Linked DNA regions of Homo sapiens: region 2 is linked to region 1. The links are chromatin loops, found by intact Hi-C in ENCODE. Cell type or tissue: GM12878. All regions are shown on one strand. Each heading gives the region's core, and the rest is flanking DNA. Links, peaks and the distances in the headings are about the cores only.

What was found. Hi-C counts contacts between places; a loop is a spot of excess contacts. Peaks named below come from ENCODE experiments on the same cell type or tissue, not always from the same donor. Only the 100,000 strongest peaks of a DNase experiment are listed, where the experiment ranks them.
Region 2: it touches region 1 in a loop (4-fold over the local background); 3 of 110 quality-filtered maps call a loop at or near these places.

Annotation. Positions count from the first base shown.
Region 1 is chr10:75,608,655-75,620,257 of GRCh38, forward strand. The region is part of intron 2 of LRMDA (leucine rich melanocyte differentiation associated); the gene reads left to right. Among named protein-coding and RNA genes, the nearest start is that of MIR606, 62 kb to the left of the region's middle. In GM12878, for the core only: no CTCF peak of the experiment used is centred there; DNase peaks (open chromatin) are centred at 2,807, 3,447, 4,397, 5,077 and 2 weaker places; H3K27ac peaks cover 1,761 bases.
Region 2 is chr10:75,500,647-75,512,249 of GRCh38, forward strand. All of the region lies in intron 2 of LRMDA (leucine rich melanocyte differentiation associated), which reads left to right. Among named protein-coding and RNA genes, the nearest start is that of MIR606, 46 kb to the right of the region's middle. In GM12878, for the core only: no CTCF peak of the experiment used is centred there; DNase peaks (open chromatin) are centred at 5,405 and 5,678.

The DNA.
Region 1 (11,603 bases), core at 2,593-6,592:
GGCCACAAGTTTATTTTGCATCTGCTATACACAGATCCAGAGTTGGTTAGTTTGGGAAGCAGTGGTATATTGTGAGCCTGCAACTGTGAAGTGGGGGGCATAACCCTTTAAGTGAGGATAAGGCTGATGAGTCAGATCATGTTTGCACTTCACACCAGGGTCTAGCTCCTCTCTGTTCACTGTTTCTTCCAAAGAATCCCTTTTTGGTTACTGTCTCTGCCTGGGTCACCTGTCTTGATCAAGGGCCACATTCCAAGCCTTGGTCTCCAGAGAACTTCAACACGACCAACAGTTTGTCTGGTGCAGTGACCCTTCACTATACTCACTCTCGTCACCTGCACGTACTCTCAAAGAGTGTACATCTTCTCATCAGCTCTCCCTAGTTTGTTCACGGGCCACAATGGAGCTTGCACAGCACCTAACTGAACACTAGCTGCCCTTGAGGTCATTAGCATTCAGGGTTGTGCTAGCATGCAGCCAGCACTCTCTAGGTTGGGAGGTGGGGTTAGAATCAAGGAATCAAGCCCAAAGTATTAGAAACAGGAGGCTCCAAAGAAAAACTCCCTGAGGAGGCTTGGTATGAAGCTTTGAGGCCGCTGCTTGGAAATGGGCTTTGTAAAGACACCCACACCCACACTGTTAATTTGTAGGGCTGTTCATGAGTGAAGTGTCAAGTACTGGGGTTCTTGTCAATGGCAATTAATTGGAACTTAAAACTCTAGTTTTTGAAAGTGACGTTTAAGAAATAATCACCAATGAGCTTCATTTGAACAATATCTGTGGCCATACCATTGTCCATTGGCCTTCCTAGTGGTCAATCTCTGCTCTCCAGCACCTACTTCTAGAAGGAGTAAATGTGGCATCTTGGGCGAATTCAGCATCTTTCCCCTTTTAAGAAAATTGATTAAGTTGATGTAAGCATTTCATTTTCTTAAAAAGTTGCAAAATTAGAATAAAATACTTTGCCAGGTGGTAAGCATTGTGGACAGGTGTAGTGCATTGGAAGGAGCCCTAGCCTGGGCGAGCTGAGAAGCCCTGAGTGTGTGCTATGATGAGTCTTGCAATTACAGAGCATGATGTGAGCCTCAGGTGGAACCAGGCTGCGATATGCGTGCTCTGTGTGGTCCTGTTGTGGGAGCAGGCATCCACAGTCACCCTTTTTGCCCAGAAGGTCTTCAGTAGGCAGGGATGTAGTCTCCCTAGTGAGAAGAAGAGGCTGTTAGACTTTATTGGCCCAATAAGGGAAAGAATGCCCAGTCTCCAGGACTTGGCCCAAGTGTGGCACATCCCAAAGATCTCAGACCTACACTAGAAGCTTTTCTAGGTGGAGTGTATAGTATATTCTAGGACTGCAAAATCCTGCTAACTTGGACAAACTGGGTAAATTACAGCTTCCGAACTGGTGAACATACTTAATTTTTTAAAAAAGAAATACAGCTTTATCACTTAAAAAATTGTGATAGGATACATGTAACATAAAATTTGCCATTGTAACCATTTGAAAGTGCCATGATTCAGTGGCATTTAGTACATTCACAAGGTGGTGCAACTGTCACCACTATTTAGTTCCAGCTTTATCACTTTTAAGTATAGAAAATATTTTGAAATAACTGGCAAATTCTTTCTATTGAGAAGTAGTCCTCATTAATACTCATGTAGACACAGACACACACCACACCTCCCACATCCCTCACCACAAACACACACCCCACACACATCATACACCCCCACATACAACATACACACCATTCCTCCTCATACTTCCCTACACCCCACATGTACACACAGCACTCCCTGACACCACATAGACAAACACATACCACACCCCCACATACACACACACACCACACATACACTCATGTATGTAAATATACAAAGTACAGTATATTAATTTTATAGTCTCATCGTGGCCAGAAGGACCTTAGAGAGTCTCTGTCCAACTCCATGGATGAGGGAACTGTGATCATGGCCAGAGACTTTATGGGACTGGCCCATGTTCGGGTGGCAGAGGCAGGCCCAGGTTCCCCAGTCCTGACACAATGTATTTTCTTTAATGTCTTTATAATAGGCAATACATGTTCCCTAAAATGTATTGTTGAACTGAAACCTTTAAGAATCATTTATTCTCTTTGTATGAATGTTTTTCCCTCAAGTCTTGTTTACATTGTGAGCTTTCATAGCAAACCCTTTCTTTGGCCCAACGTAGGCTAAATTTTACCGCAAATTCCAAATGATGGGAGTCGTAAATTTTTCTTTTTCCTGAGTTGGCCTTGTTCTGGTGGAAACTTAATGTGTGTGGAGTAATGAACTATTCTGCTGAGGGGAGGTGGACTTGGGTGACAGCATGCCTCTACTCTTACAGGGTTTGGGGTGGTATGAGGTTGGGGACAGGGAAGGCTGCTGCAGAGGCTGGAGCTGGTGGGGCACTCAGACAGGGGGAGCACAGGGTGAGAGGGGCAAGGACCCCTAGAGAGAAGCCCTGCCTCTTTGGTGTCCTTTGGAGGCAGAAGGTAGGCATTAGGAGTGATGATCTGGACAGGTCCTGTGTAGCTGGGCGTTTGTGGAGGCAAGTGCAGCCCTGATCTACTCTCAGTTGTTGGACAATGGCATGGGCTTGTAAAGTCGATCTGTGAGCAGGACCTTGATCGGAGTCCACAGTGGGTGTGTAGCTGCCAGTGCTTGACTCTGGTTTCATTTCCTTTTTATTGTAATAAAATTTACCATTCAAACTATTTTTAAGTGTACAGCTCTGTGGCATTACCCGCATTCACATTGCTGTGTAACCGTTACAACCATCCATCTCCAGAACTGTTTTCATCTTCTCAAGCCAAAACTCCATACCCATTAAATAGCCACTTGCTATTTCCCCACTCCCCTCCTCCCCTCAGCCCCAGGCAGCCTCCATTCCACTTCCTGTCTCTGTGAGTTTGACTACTCTAAGTTATCTCATATGAATGGATGCATACAGGACTTTTGTCCTTTTGTGACTGGCTTACTTCTGTTTTCTTAACATGACTTTATCAGCAGCTAGCCCATACAGTGCTTCTGGGAGAAGTAGAGAAATGTGCTCCCCTTCTCTGGGTGGATGTAACCCCTGGCCAGAAATTGAGCTTGGCAAGCACAGTATAGGTTGGATTTCAGTCTCCACCTGTCCTTTTGGCCAAATGCCGTCAGCTAGTGCACAACCTGAACAACTGTTCGACTTGGTCCTGTGTATCAGGCCTGCAAAAGGAGATTTCCTCTTGCCCTGGAGCCCCTGGCTGGGTGTCCTCCCTGTTGATACTTTTTTGGTCCCCTTCTCCTATTCCCCAGTTCCCTCTGCTGCCTTAAGGTTCAGTTTTGTTGATTTGCCCCAGACTGGGACCTCCAGAGAATAAAAGGCCAACAGAAAAGGTGAATGGGGTTTCTAGAACAATATAACTCATTCAAATGCCATTTAGTGTGGGCTAGGTACGAATGACTTATGTGGATTAGATTTCCTTTGGAAATACCCAGGGGGTTAAAAATTAAGAGGAGAAGTGTGTAGAAAAATAAGTGCGAGGTTTTACTTATGCAGTGCCTTTGAAGACTAGTTGAAATATTTAGCAAACTGAAAATGCAGCTGGTTGAATGTGCTCTGAACCGTGCTGGGCCCTTTAGCCTACCTCTTTTAATAAACTAGTGGCTGAATTGAAAGCAATCTAGGCAATAATGAATATTCTTATAAATCTCTCTGGTTGAGAAACTCTAAAAATATAGCCAGATCCCAAGCAGTACCTATTTCCTCTTAATTCTACTATAATACTTGAATGATCTTTTATAAGACATTAAACTTTAATTGATGCCATTTTACTAAGCAGATTTTAAAAGCAGCAATGTCAGTAATTGAACTGATCAAGATGACTTTTGTTTATTATGTATGATGTGGAAAGAGGCTTTTATAAAATGTTATTTTTGTTCTGATTTCCAAAGAGTTTGCTTATTTATTTACTTATTTTATTTATATATTTATATATTTGTATATATAAATATATAAAAATATATTTTTGAGTAGTGGATTTAGAGAGGCAATAGTGTGGATAAGAACTGATAAGCACAGATTTTCATGCCCTCTCACTGTGAAAGTATTAGAGAAAATATTGATGCAGAACAAGGAAAAAACTGTGTAAAATAAAGTGTAAAATGAAAAAAAAAACCTGGGTAAAATAATCTAGTGGAGACATTTTTCAAAGTATTAACTTTGGTGGGGAAAAAAAAATGGAAGGTTGAGATTTTGCTCATGTCAAAAGACTTGGCCCAGCCTTTCAACTTTGCTATTGCTTTCGTTGGTTTGCTGTGCTAAGAGCATTACTCAAACGTATGCTATTGTGGTTGAACTTCTTCTTTATCCTTCCTTCTTTTGACGTTCCTGGGCAAGGCTGTCTTCACTCAGGACAGGCATGTTACACAGTGGGGAAAACTGTAGACTTGAAAACCTTGCCAATTTTTTTTTTTTTGTAGCAGTTAACTGTGGCTCAGGATTAAACAGTAAGAGCACTATCTGGCTTTCTTCCTCTTTTCTTCCACAATCCCCCCCACTTCCTCCTGAGTTTGGTCATTAGTTTTGCTGCCTTTGGAGTTTTAAAAAGTTGGATTGTTTCTCTGTTATAAAAATAACACATACATCAGACTTGCAGATAGCTACTAGCCAAGAAAAGAGGCATTTTAGGGGCAGTGAGGGATAGGGGTGGAGACCAGGCAATGAGTGGTGTCCTAAGAAACGGAGAGGATGGAGGGGAACATTGTTGTGTGGACTGGTACACTTAAAATATTTATGGATCAGACAGTATCTCTAAATCTCTGTCCTCCTTATCTGCACATCACTCTCGCTTTTTTCATCCCTACCCCTGGGGCAGCTGTCTCATTTTCTAGGTAAAGAAAACCAAGAGGATTCTGCAGCACCTTTAGGTGTGATTGCTAATGGTATGGTGTTTGCAGAGTTCTCCAGGTTTCATCTTGTTTTTTCACAAAAACAAGATTTCTTATGCAAAATGGGTCACCAAACAATTTCTCCAGAGCAACAGCCAGTGTTTCGTGCAGGGGAGATGTTAGCAAACCACTGACATATGGATGTGATCTCTGTTACTTTGACCAGATTCGGTTTCTACAGAGTACGTGAGAAGGGAAGATAAATTTTGTCCTAGTAATACTATAGCGACTCATAAATAAATGGTTACCCTTTGGTGCTTGCAGTTTTCATTAAAGCCGCCTGAGCTTTGTTATTGACACCATAGGTTGCCTATTCAGGGAAATGCAGTAAAATTTATCAGTATGCTTTCTGCACCTAATAAATCATCCAAACAGGGAACCATATGGCAGATAAGACCTTGAAAATGTGGCTTCAGCATGTGAGGAGTCAAGTTGCTGAAATCTTGAATGATTACAGCCTGCACATTTTCTCCTGGAATATCTTATAGTTATTTTACATGCCATTTTCTTGTTCACCCTATCACCCCTTTGTCTCTCTCCCTCTCTCGTTCTTTCTCACTCTTCCCTCTCTTACTTTCCTCTAGCACCATCCTTTTCTGGCCATTCTTTCTCACTCTTTGTTTTTCTTTTGGGTGGAGGTCTGGCTGTGATTTCAGCTTTAAAATAAGCATCCAGAGCAGATAAGACGTTTTTATAATGCCTTGCTGGTAGGAGGAAGAGGGGCAGGGAGGAGCAGAGACTGACGGGAAGGGATGATGTATGTGGCGGCTGTGTCCCCACTCTCCTCCAGCCCATTGTCATTAATCACGGCCATTAGTTTTTTTCAGAGCTGCCTTGTCTGCACAGTGCCTCAGAAAAGCCATTGTTTTTTCATGCCACAGACTAGGGAAGAAAAGGGAAGAAAGAAACCCCAGTACTCTTTTTCTCCCCTCTCATTCTGCCTCCAGAATCTCCCTGCTCTCCTGCTATCTCTCTGCTCCTCTATCCCAGCCCAACTTCCTTTCCTCTTCCTAGAAGGGATGGTGGAGAGGAGAGGGGGCACTTCAGTCCCTGTGTTTATATATTTATCTGACAACACAACATGGGCACACAGTTGTGATGCATGCACTGAATAATAGCTGTGTTACTCATGATGCACTGTTTAATATACAAGGAGGTTTTGTGGATATCAGTGGTGTTTGTTTTTTTTTTTTCCTTCTCTTTTGGAATCCTGGACTGGATATCCTTGTTATAACCTGAGGACACCAGCAAGATAGGAGGCATGTGCCCATTGTGGAACATCTGTGTTCAGTGGCTGGAAAAGAGGAGGCTGGCTTCTCCCTGGGGAGATGGAGTTAGGTGCTCACCAAGCCTAGACCATGTCTTGGGGACTCCCTCACTGCTAAGTGGGGCATTTCAAGAACAGCCATGGCTTATGATCAGTTGACTCTGCCCAGTCAACTTGGGTGACTCTTGGTGTTTAACGAAGGATGTGGCCATTGTCCTTTCTCTCATCTCTGCTAATTAAAGACTTGGGCTTGAGGAAAGAGACCTTGAAGACTGCAGTGGTTTTCTAGCTCTCAATGACAAATCATAACTGAGTCATTATGTGTGATATCTGACTGCTCAAGATACTAATGTCTTTAAAAATACCCATAGTGTTTTGTAAAATGTGACAGCCAACATCAAAACAAGACCACATACAGGTTGAGTAGCCCTTATCCAAAGTGCTTGGGACCAGAAGTGTTTTTGATTTTTAATTTATTTTTGATTTTGGAATGTTTGCATTATACTTACCAGTTGAGCATCCCTAATGTGAAAATCCGAAATCCAAAATGCTCCAATAAACATTTCTTTTGAGCATCAAATTGGTGCTCAAAAATTTTTGGATTTTAGGGTATTTCAGATTTGGGTTTTTCAGATTAGGAATACTCAACCTGATGAAAAGTCTGTATGACAGCTGCATTTAAAAGGAAAAAATCCTTAATTACTCCCAGATATGAGCACAATTATTTGAACTAGAATCCCTAAATATTGTTGAGTAGAGTACTTATTCTAATGGAAATATGGCTGTGATATGCTATTAATACATCCATTGAATAGTCATGGTATTGGAAAAAACATTAATGAGCAAGGAACCAGGAGAGCAGAGTTAATGGTCCTTTGACTTCAAGGCTGTGTAACCTTAGTCAAATTACTTTATGTCTCTGAACTCCATTTCCTTCTGTCAGATGAGATGGTTGGCTTTGGATCAGTGTTTCCCAAAGTGCCGGATAATGGGTGTCACAGGAAATGATTTTAGGCAGTATACTGAATGGACTTTTAAAATTTGTGTTTGTTAAATAATGTTGGCTATCGATTTATGACTGTGACTTTCATATTTTAATTTCTGAATTAATAGGTATATTAGTCTGTTCTCATGATGCTAATAAAGAAATACCAGAGACTGTTTCTTTAATTTATAAAGGAAAAGAGGCTTAATGGACTCAGAGTTCCACATGGGTGGGGAGGGCTCACAGTCATGGCGGAAGGCAAAGGGGATATAAGACACGTCTTACATGGCAGCAGGCAAGGCAGGCTGTGCAGGGGAACTCCCATTTACAAAATCATCAGATTTTATGAGACTTATTCACTACCATGAGAACAGTAATAGTAGCAGTAGCAGCAGTAGCAGCAGCAGCAGCAGCAGCAGCAGCAGCAGCAGTAGTAGTAGTAGTGGTGGTGGTGGTGTTTATTTGATTCAATTATCTCCACCTGGCTCCGCCCTTGACATATGGGGATTATTGCAATTCAAGGTGAGAGTTGGGTGGGGACATAGCCAAACCATATCAACAGGAAAAGTAAATCAATTAAAGGAAAAAATATTAAGTACATAATAGTACAGCTGCTATAGAGATATGGCAAAAATTGTGATGTGGTACCCAGATGACCAAAAATTGTTAATCTCCACCCCAGATAATTGGAGTCTATGAGTTAAATGGTATGCCTGGTATGTACATAGAGCTTCTCTTAGAACTTTAAACATGTTTTGTATTATCTTCTTTACTATGTTTGACTATTTTCTGATAATACAGCAAAGCTAATTTCAGTGTAGGTTGTGTCTGAGTTATCTCAAAATTTGGTTTTATGCAATCTTTATGAAGACAGTTGTATATATGTGAATCAGTAGCTTTGTAGCATGACATTGGTGAAATCTGAACACCTGACCCATAGTGCTAAGACTCCATAGAGCACTTCTTGTATGGTTTGATTTGAAGGGATTTAGAAAGGCTAGAATATATCACCAGATTCTCTCTGCCAGGGTGTCTGAAATTCCTGTTTTCCTCTTTGCAGTTTCAGTGGTTTCAAATAGAAAATGTATTTACTAGTAAGTGGAAGTAGACTATCATAAAGACAAAACCTTAAAGTCACTGGCTAGGGATGACCTAAGTTGGCCTCAGTGCTTGGGAACCACTGGATTAAGGTCCAGATGGTTTCTATGAAAGTGTGCATTTGGGAAAAAGGCACTCTGTAGCTTTAGCAGCTATTGTGGCCTTGGCTGGAGCTACTTTATCAGATAAACTGTAGTCACCTCCAAGGCGTATGTGCATTTAGATATGAGGCATTCAGGTAAGATCCAGATCTTGGACAGTTCTGGATGGGACAGTGCAATGGGAATGAGAAGCCCAGGGAGGCCCAAGTGGCAGCATAAGGGCACATAGGGACGGCTGCCAAGGTTTCCCATTTACAACCTCTAAGTGGAAGGAGTGTGCTCTTATCATTTAGCAAATGGCTGGTTGGGAGTACATGGTGGCAGCTTGTGTCTCACTCTTATTGGGAGAATTTGGCCAACTCAGAATGTTTGAGTGTCCCCTTCTATGTTAAGTCGTTTTGTAAATCTGCACTCTGATGAAGTAATTTGTATTCTCAGTGCACTGCTTTTATTATGCTGCTCTCCTTCTCATGAAACATTCAGTGGCTCCCACCGACTAGTAGAACCAAGTAATCTTTTTAGTTTGGCACTCACTGCTCCCCTCTGTCTTTTCTTTCTGGACTTCTCTCTTGCTACTTCTCTGTCTACACACTCTGCTCCAGCCAAACCATTGCATCACCTCACAGTCACAACTTGTTCTTGCTCATTTTTCAGGACTGCTCCATCTCCCTGGATTGCCCCATGGGTTCCTTTCTCCCTCAGTCTTTTGCAGTTCTTGAGGTCAAGCACCATTTCTGTTTCCTCCATAAAGCCTCACACCACAATCTATCCATGTCTGAGCCTCTGCTCCTTTGGAAGAGAAGTCACTAGGGTGGAGTAAGCAGTAGGAGACCTGGCGCTACAGAAGACTGACCTTGGGCAAATCAACCTCGCTAGGCCTTTGTCGCCTTGGCTAGAAGATGAGAACTTTGAGAATAAACATCTTTCCTCTCTCCTAGGAAGACAGGATGAAGTGATGAATGTAGAGAAGCTTTGTGAATATCAACACACTGTACTCATCTAAGGGATATTCTTTGGGAATTAATCATAGACTGACTTGAAACTGCTCTTGTATTGCTGTCTTATGATGCAGTTCACCTGCTGTATTGTTGTTTAACATTTTTCTGCATCTGTCCTGACTCTAAGTTGGCATTTTCTTCTCTTTGTAAGTAATTACAGACTTATGAAGATGCTATTCATTACAAAATAACACTGTAAAAGTGATGGAAAAATTTACTTCCAACATCCATTCTCTTTAGTTCTTTCTTTTCTTACTTTTTTCCTCATAGTAAGCACCTATCCTTATGTAGTTGTCTTTACCAGACTCTCTCTCTCTCTCTCTCTCTCTCTCTATATATATATATATATATATATATCAGACTATATATATATCAACTATATATGTATACCAACTATATATATAAACTATATATATATCAACCATATATATATTAACTATATATATATCAACCATATATATTATATATATATATATATATTTGACTCTTGAACAATGTGGGGGTCAGGGGCACTGACTCCCCTGTGTAGTCACATCTAATAAAATTAACATAAACTTTGACTCAAAACCTAACTACTAATAGCCTAATTTTGACCAGAAGCCTTACCAATAACATAAACAGTAGATTAACATATATTTTGTATATATATTATATACTGTGTTCTTATAAATAGTAAGCTAGAAAAAAGAAATTAAGGAAATCATAAGGAAGAGAAAATTATTTACTCTTTTTTTTTTTTTTTTGAGATGGAATTTCACTCTTGTTGCCCTGGCTGGAGTGCAATGGCATGATCTTGGCTTACTGCAACCTTTGCCTTTGCCTCCCAGGTTCAAGCAATTCTCCTGCCTCAGCCTCCCAAGTAGCTGGGACTACAGGTGCGTGCCACCACTCCTGGCTAATTTTTTATTTTTTATTTTTTTGTATTTTTAGTAGAGACGGGGTTTCACCGTGTTAGCCAGGTTGGTCTTGATCTCCTGACCTCGTGATCTGCCCACCTCGGCCTCCCAAAGTGCTGGGATTACAGGTGTAAGCCACTGCACCCGGCCGAAAATATATTTACTCTTAAGTGGAAGTAGACTGTCATGAAGGTCTTTATCCTTGTCATCTTCACATTGAGTAGGCTGAGGAGAAGGAGGAGGAAGAGGAGGTCTTGGTGTTTCAGGGGTGGCAGAGGTGGAAGAAAATCCATGTACAAGTGGACCCATGAAGTTGAAACCCATGTTGTTCAAGGGTCAACTGTATGTATGTCTATACCCCCTATCCTGTTGTCCTGTTTAGAGTACTGTTCCTTTGTGTATCTGCTGGATACTCTCAAGGGGAAGCTACCTGCAGATCTTAGGGAAATTTCCCTCCCAGAGTTTGTCATTCATAGCCCGTGAGTAGGTTTGCAGTACACACTGCTGATTTTAATCAGTGTCAGCAGTTGTAGTTCATTGCTATGTTAGAGGATACATGCTCTAGGGTGAAGGGCAAACACACAAAGCCCCAAAGGTTCTATTTTTGGGCTGAGACTGAGAGAAAAATACCCATGGTGTAGTGTTCATCTCCCAACCTGTATTTCTAGCTCATTTTCTCTGAACGTTTCTTCAGCATCGCAGTCTCTCTCTTCTGAAGATGATCCCATCCTACACACTGGCTCACTGTGAGACAGCAACTCTCCTTGAAGTACAAGCTGTGGGGAGGCAGCGTTTACTTCAGGGTTTGGTAGATCTGGGTTTACAGTTGGCCTCTGCAAACTGTACTCTGGTCATAGCCAGACTGCACTCTGGTCATAGCCGTGTGACCCTTGTGTGCAAATTGCTTAATTTCAGTCTTAGTGTCCTCATCTGTAAATGTAGCAGTGTATGTTCAAGGGCCTAGCACAGTGCATTCAGTCATTTTATGATGCTCAATTTCTTATCTTTCTTTAGTCATGCTTGGTCCTAAAAGCATTAGCCCAGCTTTCCTACCATGTTGTGTCATCCACACTCATCTTGGGTGCAGAGTCTGCTACCAAGGCAGCCAGCAAGAGTCCTGGGCAAGCACACTGCGAACAGGCCCTCCAAAATGCACAGCCTGAGAGTGCACACTGCCTGCTCCCTGGAAGGACAGTTGGAACATTCACAGACCAGGCCTGGTCATGTTTTCATCAGGGAGGCCAGTCCCTTTTTAGCTTACTTTAATCTTGATTAACAGTATCAGAAAAGCAAAATATTGAAAGAGATGTA
Region 2 (11,603 bases), core at 3,097-7,096, 110 kb before region 1:
ATGGCTAGGGAGGCCTCAGGAAACTTACAATCATGGCAGAAGGGGAAGCAGGCACGTTTTACATGGTGGCAGGAGGGAGAGAGTGTACGAAGGGGGAAGAGCCCTATATAAAACTGTCAGATCTTGTGAGAACTCACTCACTATCATGAGAACAGCATGGGGGAAAGCCACCCCTATGATCCAATCACCTCCCACCAGGTCCCTCGCTCGATTACAGTTCGAGATGAGATTTGGTGGGGACACAGACCTAAAGCCTATCCAAATCTGTTTATTTGGATAGCAGGCTTCCCCAACTCCAGAATGGAATTCTGCAACCTGTTGTCAGTCTCCTGGACAGATTCTCAAGTCTCTTCTTTGCATGTTGTCTCTGCTTCAAGACACAGACTTTCCCATTGCAGGTGTCAGTCATTTATGACATCTCTGAAGGAATGCAAGTCTAGGCTTTAGCTACCACAAAGTGTGCCTTCTGGGATACTTCAGAGAATCAGGGTGTTGGGATACTGTTTTGTTTTAAAATGCCTTTTTTTTTCCCACCTATTACCCCAGTAGGAGTCAGTTTACTCTGTTTTAATCAATGATAATAGTCCTGAATATGTACAATTCTTTCTTTGGTATTTTTAATTGGTAGTTTCAGACAAGGGAGTAGATGACAACTTGTTCCATTAAAAGGAATTCATATTTATACTCTTATAAAATGTGTTCCCAGTTGCTCCCACACTTTCCTGGTGTGTGTTTAAATGATTCTTTTTCTTCTTACTGTTAACTGACCTAAGATGTCTGTAAAAGTATTGGATTCCTTGTGCATCCTGTCTATTGAAAGAGAGGCCAGAAGGAGCAAGAAAGGCAGGTGGTGTGGGCCTGTTTATAGACGTGGAATGAGGTCATCTTGTGAATGTTTGCTGGTGGCTTTTCCATATTGAGGGCTTTCTATGGTGAAATTTTTATCCTAATTTTGATTCAATAACCCAATGGAGAGAATATAAACCAAATATTAACTATAACCAGAGTCCAGAATAATCAAGAGGGTATATCTGCACTACAAATATACATAACCGAAATAGGTCTCAGACCAGATGCTAATGACATTTGAATTATTCTTTTAGTCAGGGAAGATATTGCTATTTAAAACTGCTCCCAGGTCTTAGTGACTTAACGTGATCCAAGTCTATTTATTGCTTTCTTTATTTTTTCTTTTAGAGATAGAGTCTCACTATGTTGCCCAAGCTGGTCTTGAACTCCTGGCCTCAAGTGATCCTCCCACCTCAGTCTCCCAAAGTGCTGGGGTTACAGACATGAGCCACTGTACCCAGCCTGTTTGTGCTGTCTTAAATGAAAGTAGAGTGTGTGTGAAGTGCAGGGAGGTCAGGAGGGGAACTGTGTGTCCTGCCATCATTCAGGGGCCCAGGCTGTGTTCCTCTTGTGGCTCTGCTCTCCCCTCTTTCTTTGGAGCTGTCTCAGTTCTGGTGAGTGGGGAAAGAGATCATGGAGAAGGCATGCCACTCTTAACTGTCTTAGCCCAAAAGTCACACACCTCATTTTCTTTCACATTTCATTGGTAAGCCTGTTCCTGAAAGGAGGCTGGGAAATTAAGTCCAACTGCGTGCCCAGGAAGCTGAGGAGGACAGCAGCAGCACAGGGGTGAGCCCTGTGGCTTCTGCAACACTGACTGTTGTTCATGATCTATTTCACCATTTCCCTGTTGTTGGGCACAGTTTGGGAGAGGATTATTGTTGACCCAACCAGTCCAGAGAACAAGTTATATACCTTTTTGCCTTTTAGATTTTTTTTTTTTATTGATCTCTGAGTTGAATTAATGGGGCCAATCCTAAGGGCCTCTGTTTACTCTTATACAGAGAAGAGGAACAGCCCTAGCTAAATCACCAGTGTTTCTTTGGGAAGAATCTGGTACAATAAATGTCTTCGGGAATGACTCGTGTCAGGTTCACCTCTAGCTGATCCTGGCCTCAGGGCCTGGTTGGCCCTTGAACTCAGGCAGGTGCAAGTATGGGCTTAAGTTTACTCTTGCTGTTTCTTCCAAAGGGTTCAGAGGCCTCCTGAGGCACTAGTGGGTACACACTTCTTTCTCTTTATTTTATATTTGTTTATTTTTAACTTTTATTTTAGGTTTGGGGTACACGTGCAGGTTTGTTATATAGGTAAACCTCCATGTCATGGAAGTTTTGCAGGCACACTTCTCCTCCTTCTTGCCCTGACTGGTGCTGTTCTTCCCTGTCCAGTCCTGCAGTCCCCAGGTAGAGGCAACCTTTTCTTCTCTTTCCTGTGTGGCCTGAAAACCCCCTGCACAGCCCACACCACCCTGTGACCCACAGCAACACCTATTTGTATCATTTGCTTCCCTTCTCACACTGAACCTGAGACTCAAAACACTGAAGCACCTGTGGTAGGGTGAGATGGCAACAGGTGCATGAAGCCTTTTTAATGCTCACCATGTAAAAGTGCAAAAGCCAGGCAGGGACTGCATTCTCTAGGGAATGTCCATTTTGGACATGAGGCTGCCCACTGTTAGTTGATAGCCTGTTTTTTTTTTTTTTATTATTACAGGTACTGCAGTTGTGCTTGCCTTCTTTAAAAAATAAGTTTGCACATGAATGTGAAGCCAGCTGACTTTTAGGGAAATTTCATTGGCTTCTTCTAGAACACTGCATTATGCAGTTTGGGTGTTGTGGCTTCTCATGCTGGAGACTGTTGCTGCTGTATGTGTGTGCAGGGCAGGGGTGGTGGTGGATGTTTAAAGGAAAAATATGGGGATTCAAATGACATTAGGCCTGTGGACTCAGACATTTAGGGGGAACTTGGCCACAGCCCCCATGATTTAGTTTTCTTGCTTTATAATTGGTCATGAATCTGGTATGCCCTATTTTCCATTAGGCTAATAAAATATTAGTGTTATAAACCATGACTATTGGTTTATAGAAGTTGCAATCCCTTTGTCACCCTCTGTTACCTTGGTTTAGAATCAGTTTGTTAGAGCATTAACCACCTTCTGGTTTGCATCAAGGTGGCTGTCTAATGGGTCATTAAGTACTAGTGATACTCAGTTCCTCTGGGATTTTTTTTGATATTACAGTAGTTATATTGGGAATAAAGTATATAAGAAACTACACTCGCACAGTAGGTTGTCTTTATGGGGGAAGAACCTGAGAGAGGGAGAACAGATGGGATATTTATTCCATATTCAGTTGTGAGAGTCTTGGCTTCATTTGGAAAGGTCAACAATCTGGAAGTGTAAGGGTATTTGATTAGCCACATACCAGATAATAAGGGGTATTAATGAAGCATAAGGAATTGAAGATATCAGGGCCATCCATTCATTCATTTGTGTGTTAGGTCATTTATTTATTAATCCCATTTTTTTTTTTTTTTTGAGACAGGGTCTCACTCTACCACTCAGGCTCTGGAGTGCAGTGGTACAATCACGGCTCACTGCAGCCTTGACCTTCCTGGGCTCAGGTGATCCTCCCACCTCAACCTCCTGAGTAGTGCCTGGGTAATGTTTGTATTATTTTTGTAGAGATGGAGTTTCACCATGTTGCCTAGGCTGGTCTCCAACTCCTGGGCGTAAGCAATCCACCTGCCTTGGCCTCCTGAAGTGCTGGGGTTATAGGCGTGAGCCACGGCACCCCATATTTGTTGAGTGCCTCTATGTGCCATGCATTATGCTGGGTGCTAGGGATTCAGGAGGGAGCTCAACACAAGAATGTCCCTACCCTTGCTGAGCTTTCAGTTGTGAGTGGGGTTTGGGGGGATGGGGCAGGGAGGAAGTGGCATGAATCAACTAAATGTAAAATCCACTTCATATTTTATTAGATTAATGGAAAAATAAGTCATATCAAAGGTTTGGCCAGTAACAAATGGAGATATTGTAAGACAGCCTCATAGGATAAATGCATGTAATAACGTCTGTAGTAATAGGGGGGAGTCATCTTCTCTAAGCAGGGTATTAGGTTAAGATCTGAAGGATAGGTAGGACTTATCTCAACAAGGAGGGGAGGAAAAAGCATTCTAGGCAGTGGTAACAGCATGTGCAAAGGCCTTGTGGGAGGAGAAAGCATTAGGAACTAGTAGAAGGTTGGTATGGAGTGTGGCATAAGAGGGGTAGGTAGGGATTACCACGCTGAGCCTTGTAAGGTGTGTATAAAGATTTTTACTGTTACCCTAAGAACAGTGGGAAACATTGGCAATTTAAATCAGGGGACTTTTATCAGATTTGTGTCTAGAAAAAAATCACTCTGGCTACAGAGTGGATAAATGGATTGGGGGAGGTCAGAGTAGGTGTAGGTAGATCATGTCATCCTTGGCTGTTGCAGTGAGATGGAGTACAGAGGGCAAGTTTGAGTGATTGATACAGATTAACATCAGAAGAACTAGGTGAGAGATAGGTTATGGGAAAGAGAGGAAGGAGTCCAGGATCACACCTGAGTGCCTGGCTTGGAAATGGGATGAATAAGGGTTGTTTTAGTTATGACACAGGTTTGGCTGTTAAAACAGGACTCAAGAGTAGCTAACAAGAGAGAAATGGATTGCTCTCATCTCAGTCCAAGTGTAAGCACTCCAGGGCTGATCTGGTGGTCTCATGGCATTGTACTTCTAGAATCCTTCTGTTTTATTGCTCTGCCATCTCTAGACCATTGTCCTTAGCATGGTTATAGCTGGCTCACTAGTATGTTCACATTCTAGATTTTTCCCTTCAAGGTCACCACCCAGAAGTTGCTTACATCCCAAGGGTCAGAACTGAGTCTCATGGCCACACATAGTTGTAGATAATCAGGGGACAGCCAGCAATCTCTACCACAGTGGCACAGTCACTAAACAGAAAACGTGGAACAGGACCAGTTGGCAGGAGAAGAGCAGGAGCAAGGGTTAGATGTTCATTTTGTGCTGTTTAGATCCTTACAGTCTCTCCTGCATCCCATCTCAGCTCCCTTGACTTCCCTCCATGAACCCTTTATTCTACCACTTCATGTACTTGCTGCACTCATGGACCCCCCATATTCTTCCTGCCTGGAATGCCCTTCTTTCATGTTTCCCTGACCAGCTGATTCCTACCCTTTGCTTAAAGCTGTCCCTGATCCCTCCACCCCTACTCCAGCTGCTCCTTTAGGTGAATTTTTAACACTTATTGCCCCTGTCACCACATGGTGTAATGACAGCAGTTCTCATGCTGATGGTGTGTCTCATGCTGAATTATTTAACTTTCCAAGTTACTATTGTGTGTCTCAGTTTCATTCAACACATGTTTATTAAGAGTCTACTATGGGCCATATTAACTCTCCTCCTCCATCCCTCTTGTAGTAGCACCTAAAATACAAACACAGAGCCTTTAAGGCTTATTAGTTTCATAGTGAGAAAACCTGCGGTGAACTTAGTGTTTGGCTGACCCCTGGGAGTCGTTTGGAGCTGTTTTCAGGGCAGAAGTCAATGAACCATAAGTAGAACAAGCTAAAATAAACCTCTGGTTTTTCATTTCTTAGTAGTACTCCCACTAATCCTGTCCTGCTTTACCTTTCTGATTACAACCAGGCTGAGTGACCCCAAACATAGACTCTCAGGATAAGATGGACATGGCATTACGCAGGTGTGATGGGGAATAGGAGGGCATTCTGAGAGGACTTAGAGAAAAGAGAACACATTTGTTCCACTTCCTGCCACTCCCCTGTCTGATTTCTCTAAGTCACTGAGTGGAGAATGGCCTGAACTGGCAGCAAAGCTGGGATTTCCAAACCAACTAACAGTTCTGCCTTTTTACCCTGTGCTTATTATTTTTTGATTTCTTAAAAAATCAATCATTCATTTATTTTTTTCATTCATTTCTGTTGTTTTTTTTTGGTGTCTTATAGCAGATCAGTGAGATGTGGTCCCTGCCCTGTAGGAGCTCATGGGCCAGTGGCGAGAGCAAACCATGAAACTCTCCATCTACTTGGTGATAAACCAATCATGGTCCCCAATTGGGTTGGTTGTAGGCTTGGTGGAGAGACATGGACCATGCTTTAAAAGTCCCATGTATCCCCTGTAGAGTTCAGCGCCATGTTGGTCCCTTGGCCGGTGCCCAGTGACCATGATGATTGATTTCACTGACTGCTATGTCTTTCCCCATGGAAATCTTGGTGCCTGGTGTCTTGGAGTGTGAAAGCAGAGATTCTTTCAGGTTTCCTGGCACGAGGGGGTTGTTGTGGGAGGTTCTCTCTTCACCCTTAGTGAAAGTGCTTTGGAAACCTGAGCCAGAAGCAATGGCAGAGGAAGTTCCTGGTGTGAGGAGCTTGGATGCTGGCTGCCTTTCCCCCATTTAGCTCTCTTGGGGCCCTTGGGGAGAGTTGTGCTGTGGTTGGGTGAGTGCGTGTTTGGGGATGTGGGTGGGTCTTGCCTGGTCTCTCAAACCCAGATGCTCATTCAGGTGCAAAATTCAGTGTTTGCTCAGCAGTGTACAAGCCTTGTGTTCTGGCATCTTTTTTTTTTTTTTCCTGGTGACATCTGTTGTACAGGGAGTGACTCTCCCTCGGTAAATGGTGTATTGTCAGTTCCTCCACTCCAGCGTACAACCAACAAAACAGGATGGCACTGCTTGGAGAAAGATGGCTGGCTGGAAGCATCACAAAATGGCACTACAGCCTATTGGGGGCGACCCTGGAGTGTCACAGGGGTACCCCAGCAAGGGCAGGAGCTCTCCTGAAGCAGCTTCTTCATGCCTCCTGGCTGCTTTTGTGCCATCATTTTCCAGATTCTTTTCTTAATCATGAATTAGCTGAGTTTTCAAGGTACCAAAAAGCCCAGCTAGGTGAAAGGAAGTAGAGAAAGGGCCTCTGATATGGTGTCCCAATGAGTTTTTTCACTTAAAGGGTCATGTTGAAGTCACCCAGAGAGACAGGCAGGGAACCTCACTTGGGTAAATAAGCAATGGAGTGAAAGATTGAAAAATGTGGTCTGAATTTTTTACTCGCATTGTTTCGGAGCCAGTTCCTATTCTGTCACTTCTCTCTGTGCCCCACCCTACCCTTCTTAATGACTTATTTGTACTGGAAAGCAAACTATTAATCACAAACAGAATAGCTCTGTAACTTCCAAACAAACACAGAATAGTTCTAGGGACTGTGAAAAAGCCAAACCCTTGGCAGAGATTTGGAAATGTGTTTCTTTTATATATATTTTAGAAATGCCACCATTTGTCCTTAGGCACAGAAGGTTCCCTTTAATTAGCGGTGAATTTCCTATTTCCCTTTTCTTCCTGAGGCATCTATAAAGCCCTGGCCTAGTAAAAGGCAGGTACACAGCTCTCAATTGAGCCCTATTGATGTGCTAGTATAGTTTTAATTGTGTTGAGATTTCCTTGCCAAAGTGACACATGCAGAAGCATTTTAAAAACGTATAGGGTTCGTAACTCTTTCGCTGTCTAGAGCTCTTGAATTATGAATGTCTCTTCTGCTGCCTGTTCAGTTCTTCTGAATCTGTAAAATTACTTTAATAACCTGTGTGGGGGTAATGTTAATATGTTTGCTCAGTAGTGTGAATTTATTAGCATTCCTACCCCACTTCAGGGAGCTGGCTTGGCCCTTTTGATACAAGCCCTTGGTTGCAAGAAGAGGCAAATTATGGTGGTGTTTTTTTCCCCCCCTCTCCCTTCCACCATTAGCAATCATTCTGTTGCACAGAGTACGTGATAAATCAACCACAGGAGAGTCAGATTTGCCATAACATGACATTACCTATCAGCTTGTCAGGTCTGAGTTGACTCTCAGCCTTTTGGGCTGTATATTTCTTCAAAGTCTAGTGCCAGTTTCTTAGTCAGCTCTAACTAATTTCAGAGTGGAAGAGAAACTTGACTGGAGTGCTGTTTGGGATCTGCTTTTTAATCCTGGTCTGTTTAATGTTTGCTCCTGACAGTCTAGGCCAGACATCATTTTAATGGTATGTGTGGTGATAAAGCCAATAAACTGTCAAGATGATTGATAATCTAAGCATTATAGCAATATGACTTTCCTGTTCTCCTCTGTGCTTTAGATGATGGTTTCCAAATTGAATTCCTACAGTGTGTGCTGTATGAGTGTGCCTGTCAGAGGCTCCCCTAACAGCGTTTGAAGGAGGTAGCTGTGCTTAATGTAAGATTTTTAGTCCTCAATTACCCACACAAATATATTTGCATATGTGTTGGTACCCTCTAATTTGGGAAACATTAAGAATTTATGACTCTGCCCTTGTAACAGTCCCCCAGCAATTTATGGGCACTGGTGGAACTTTTTATTATGTCTTTATGGTGTTTTTTCACCTGGCGTGCATCTTAGATTCCATGTGGTTGATTCTGTTATCTGTGGTTGAAAGACATTACAGATAACAAAGTGCACTATATTAAAGGCAGGCTTCTGGTTTCCTTTCCTTTTCTCTTTGTTTCTTCTTTTTCTTTTAATTTAGCAGACATTTTTAAGCATCTGGTCCTCATCTCATTAATCAGACTCGACCAGGTGTTTTAGGGTGGTGACAGTGGGAGTGCTTGGCTGCTGTTTGTTGGCCCTCATGGGCCACCGTTGCTGGCTGACATCTCCTACCCCGTTCGTGGTGCAGTGTTGTCTGGGAGCAGAAACCCACGTGGCTAGAGAGGTCGAATGGGCTGTGTATATGTGTATATGTGTGTGTGTGTAACACTCTTAAGCAATTTTACCAGGAGGAAAAAGAAAAAAATAAGCAAATATTAAATTCAAAACTCATATTATGCTCAAAATTTCCTTTTACTTTCTGCTTCCACAGCATGTTTTTGTATGATGTGACATGTGCATATTATTTAGTCTTCTACTTTTAAGATTGTGTCTAGAAAGACTTTAAGACTGTGGCTCTCTGAGAGTTACAGAATACTGATGCCAGAAGGGTGTCTCTGATACCTGTTGACACCATGATTTGCTGTATTTCTTCCAGGCCTTATTTTACAGATGACACTGAGCCCCAGAGAGGTGGGTTGTCTTGATTGGTGGCAGAACCGGGACTAGCATCCATGTTTCTATTTGAGGTCAACTATCCTTTCCACTTCATTATTTCCTTTCTCTTCATTTAATGCTTATTTTTCTTTTGGTCAGGAGACACTGGGAAGTCACTTCAGTTTTCTGGCCTCAGTTTCTCTATCTGCAAAATAAGGGATCTGAATTTGCTCACTTCTCATGTTGAACCACTTCACCTTATCTCCCGGTGTGTGGATGAACTTACAGCCCCAGTCTTGAGGCTCTTACAGCCTGTCTGAGGCAGAGGGCAGACCGCATGTGGGGCTACTGATTGTGTGACTCTGAGGAAGTCATCTGCCCACCCAGTCTATTTTTTCCTCCAAAACAGACAGGGTTGCCCTGAGTTCAAATGGGAGACCAGAAACAAAAATGCCTGGCAGAGTACCTGGCACAGAAGAGGCAATCAATAAATGTTTGTGTGACAGGATATTTAATTTGAGATAATCACTGAGCTTTGCATTTCCCTTTACTTTTGAAAATCTTCATTTCTTTGGACCTCTTGCCATTCCTTCCTTTCCCTCAACTTGGGTACTTGGTGCTTGCTTTCTTCCACAAGTGATGGCATGACAGAAAATAGGGGAGAGGAGAGTCCTATCTGGGCTTTTGAATGACAAAAATTTAAGCCCAAATGTAAGGAAAAAAGATTTGGAAGAATGCATGGTGACAGAAGAACTGGCTGACTCTGAATACCAGGTGGAGATTTCCTGGACTCTGGGGAGGAGAGTCAGAGGTGAAGAAAAGCATAGATGCTGTTGGGTCCCTGGGAAGAGGACTTGTATGTTACACACTGTAGTTTTGGACTAAAACTTGTTCCTGACATGTTGGGTGTTAATGGTTGCTTAAGAGCACTAGAGGGGGTGGAGTAATCCAAAATTTCTAACACATGAGGGTATGAGAGGCTTCTTGGGGGAAGAAATATAATTCGAGCTGAGTTCTGAAGGGTGATTGAGATTTGGATAGATGAAATCTACCAGCTCCAAGCTGAAGCCTCTTGAGACAGCAAACTCAGGTTTGCTCTCTTGGCCAGTTGAATGGATGGTGGTCTGTGACAGTTCCTGTGGGGAAGGAGGAGGCTGGTCTGGAGGCAAGGCTGAAAGAGGTGGGGGTGTTGGCCATGGAGGCAGAAGAGAAGTTAGTGGGAGGAGATGAGCAAGCCCAGGGAGGGTGGGGCTGGCCTAGTCCCTGAGGCAGGAGAGTGGGTCATCCTTTTCTGAAATAGCCACACATATCCAAAAAAGGCCAGGCCACTGATCTGAGTTTGTACCTGCCCATTCCATAGCTGGATGCCTGGAGGAAAAACAAGGCAGTTGACATGGTAACAGTCCCCCTTTTCTCTGTTCCCTTCTGTGCCCACACTGGCACCTACTGTATTGATTTGGGAAGAGCCTCACCTTTTATGGATTAAAAATAGTGTATCACACCTGTAATTCCAGCACTTTGCGGGGGCTGAGGTGGGCAGATCGCTTGAGCCCAGGAGTTCGAGACCAGCCTGAGCGACATGGCGAAACCTCATCTCTACAAAACAAAAACAAAACAAAAATTAGCCATGTGTGGTGGTGTGCATCTGTAGTCCCACCTACTCGCGAGGCTGAGGTGGGAGGATTGCCTCAGCACAGGAGGTCAAGGGTGCGGTGAGCTGTGATTGTGCCATCACACTCCAGCCTGGGCAATAGAGTGAGACCTTGCTTCAAAAAAACAACAAAAAACCAAAGAGAATATTGGAGGAGTGGGGAAACCAGGATTCTGGTAGCAACTTTACCCCTCAACATACTGTGGGACTGTGAGCCCGTTTCCTCAGGGATTAAGTGAGGGGCTGAACACAGTCTCTCAGATACCTTCCTGCTCTTACTGGGAGTGCACCTGTGATGTTCGGAAGGTAGGACCCCATGTGTCTCTTTGTAAATTGGCCCAGCTTGGGAAAGGCTTTGGCATTTCAGCACTGTTGTCCCCCACCCCAAGATGACAGATGTTACCTGTCCACATAATGGTTCTCACTATCTCCCATGTTGTGTAAAAATAACCTATATTTTTAACCAGTTGAACCAGGAATCAGAGGGAGAAAGTTTCCCCTAAGCCAGATGGCTCAAGACACTTGGACTGTTGTCTTTTTCTTCTGTTCCCTTCATATGAGGCACTTTCCCTTTCAAACCTTCTAGATCATGAGCTCCCCACCAGAGAGAATTGGGTCTTCTGGATTCTGGGCAAAGAAAGAACTGGAACTTCTTGTTAAATCCTGTCCTCCTCCTCTTCTGCCTCCCTCTGTAAGTGGCTTAACTCTTTCATCTGCTCCAGCAAGCAGCATGTCCTAGCTTGGTCTGAAGTTTGGGGAAGAGTGAACTATTGCTTCTGGAAGTTCTTCACATTTCTAAGGGGCAAGGAGGTTCTGTCATGTACCAGGTTTGTAGTAGGTTCTCACTTGGCAATAAAACTACTAGCACCACCAACACCACATCATCTACACTTTCATCTGTTTGGACAAGTACATCAATACTATTGTCTCTGAAAAACAGGCAAAGCCAAGGTTGAACGGGTCCTCAGAGCTATGACTTCCACTTTCCATCAGTCTGACTGACTGTGCCATAAAGGTCCATGTCTTGCTGCTTC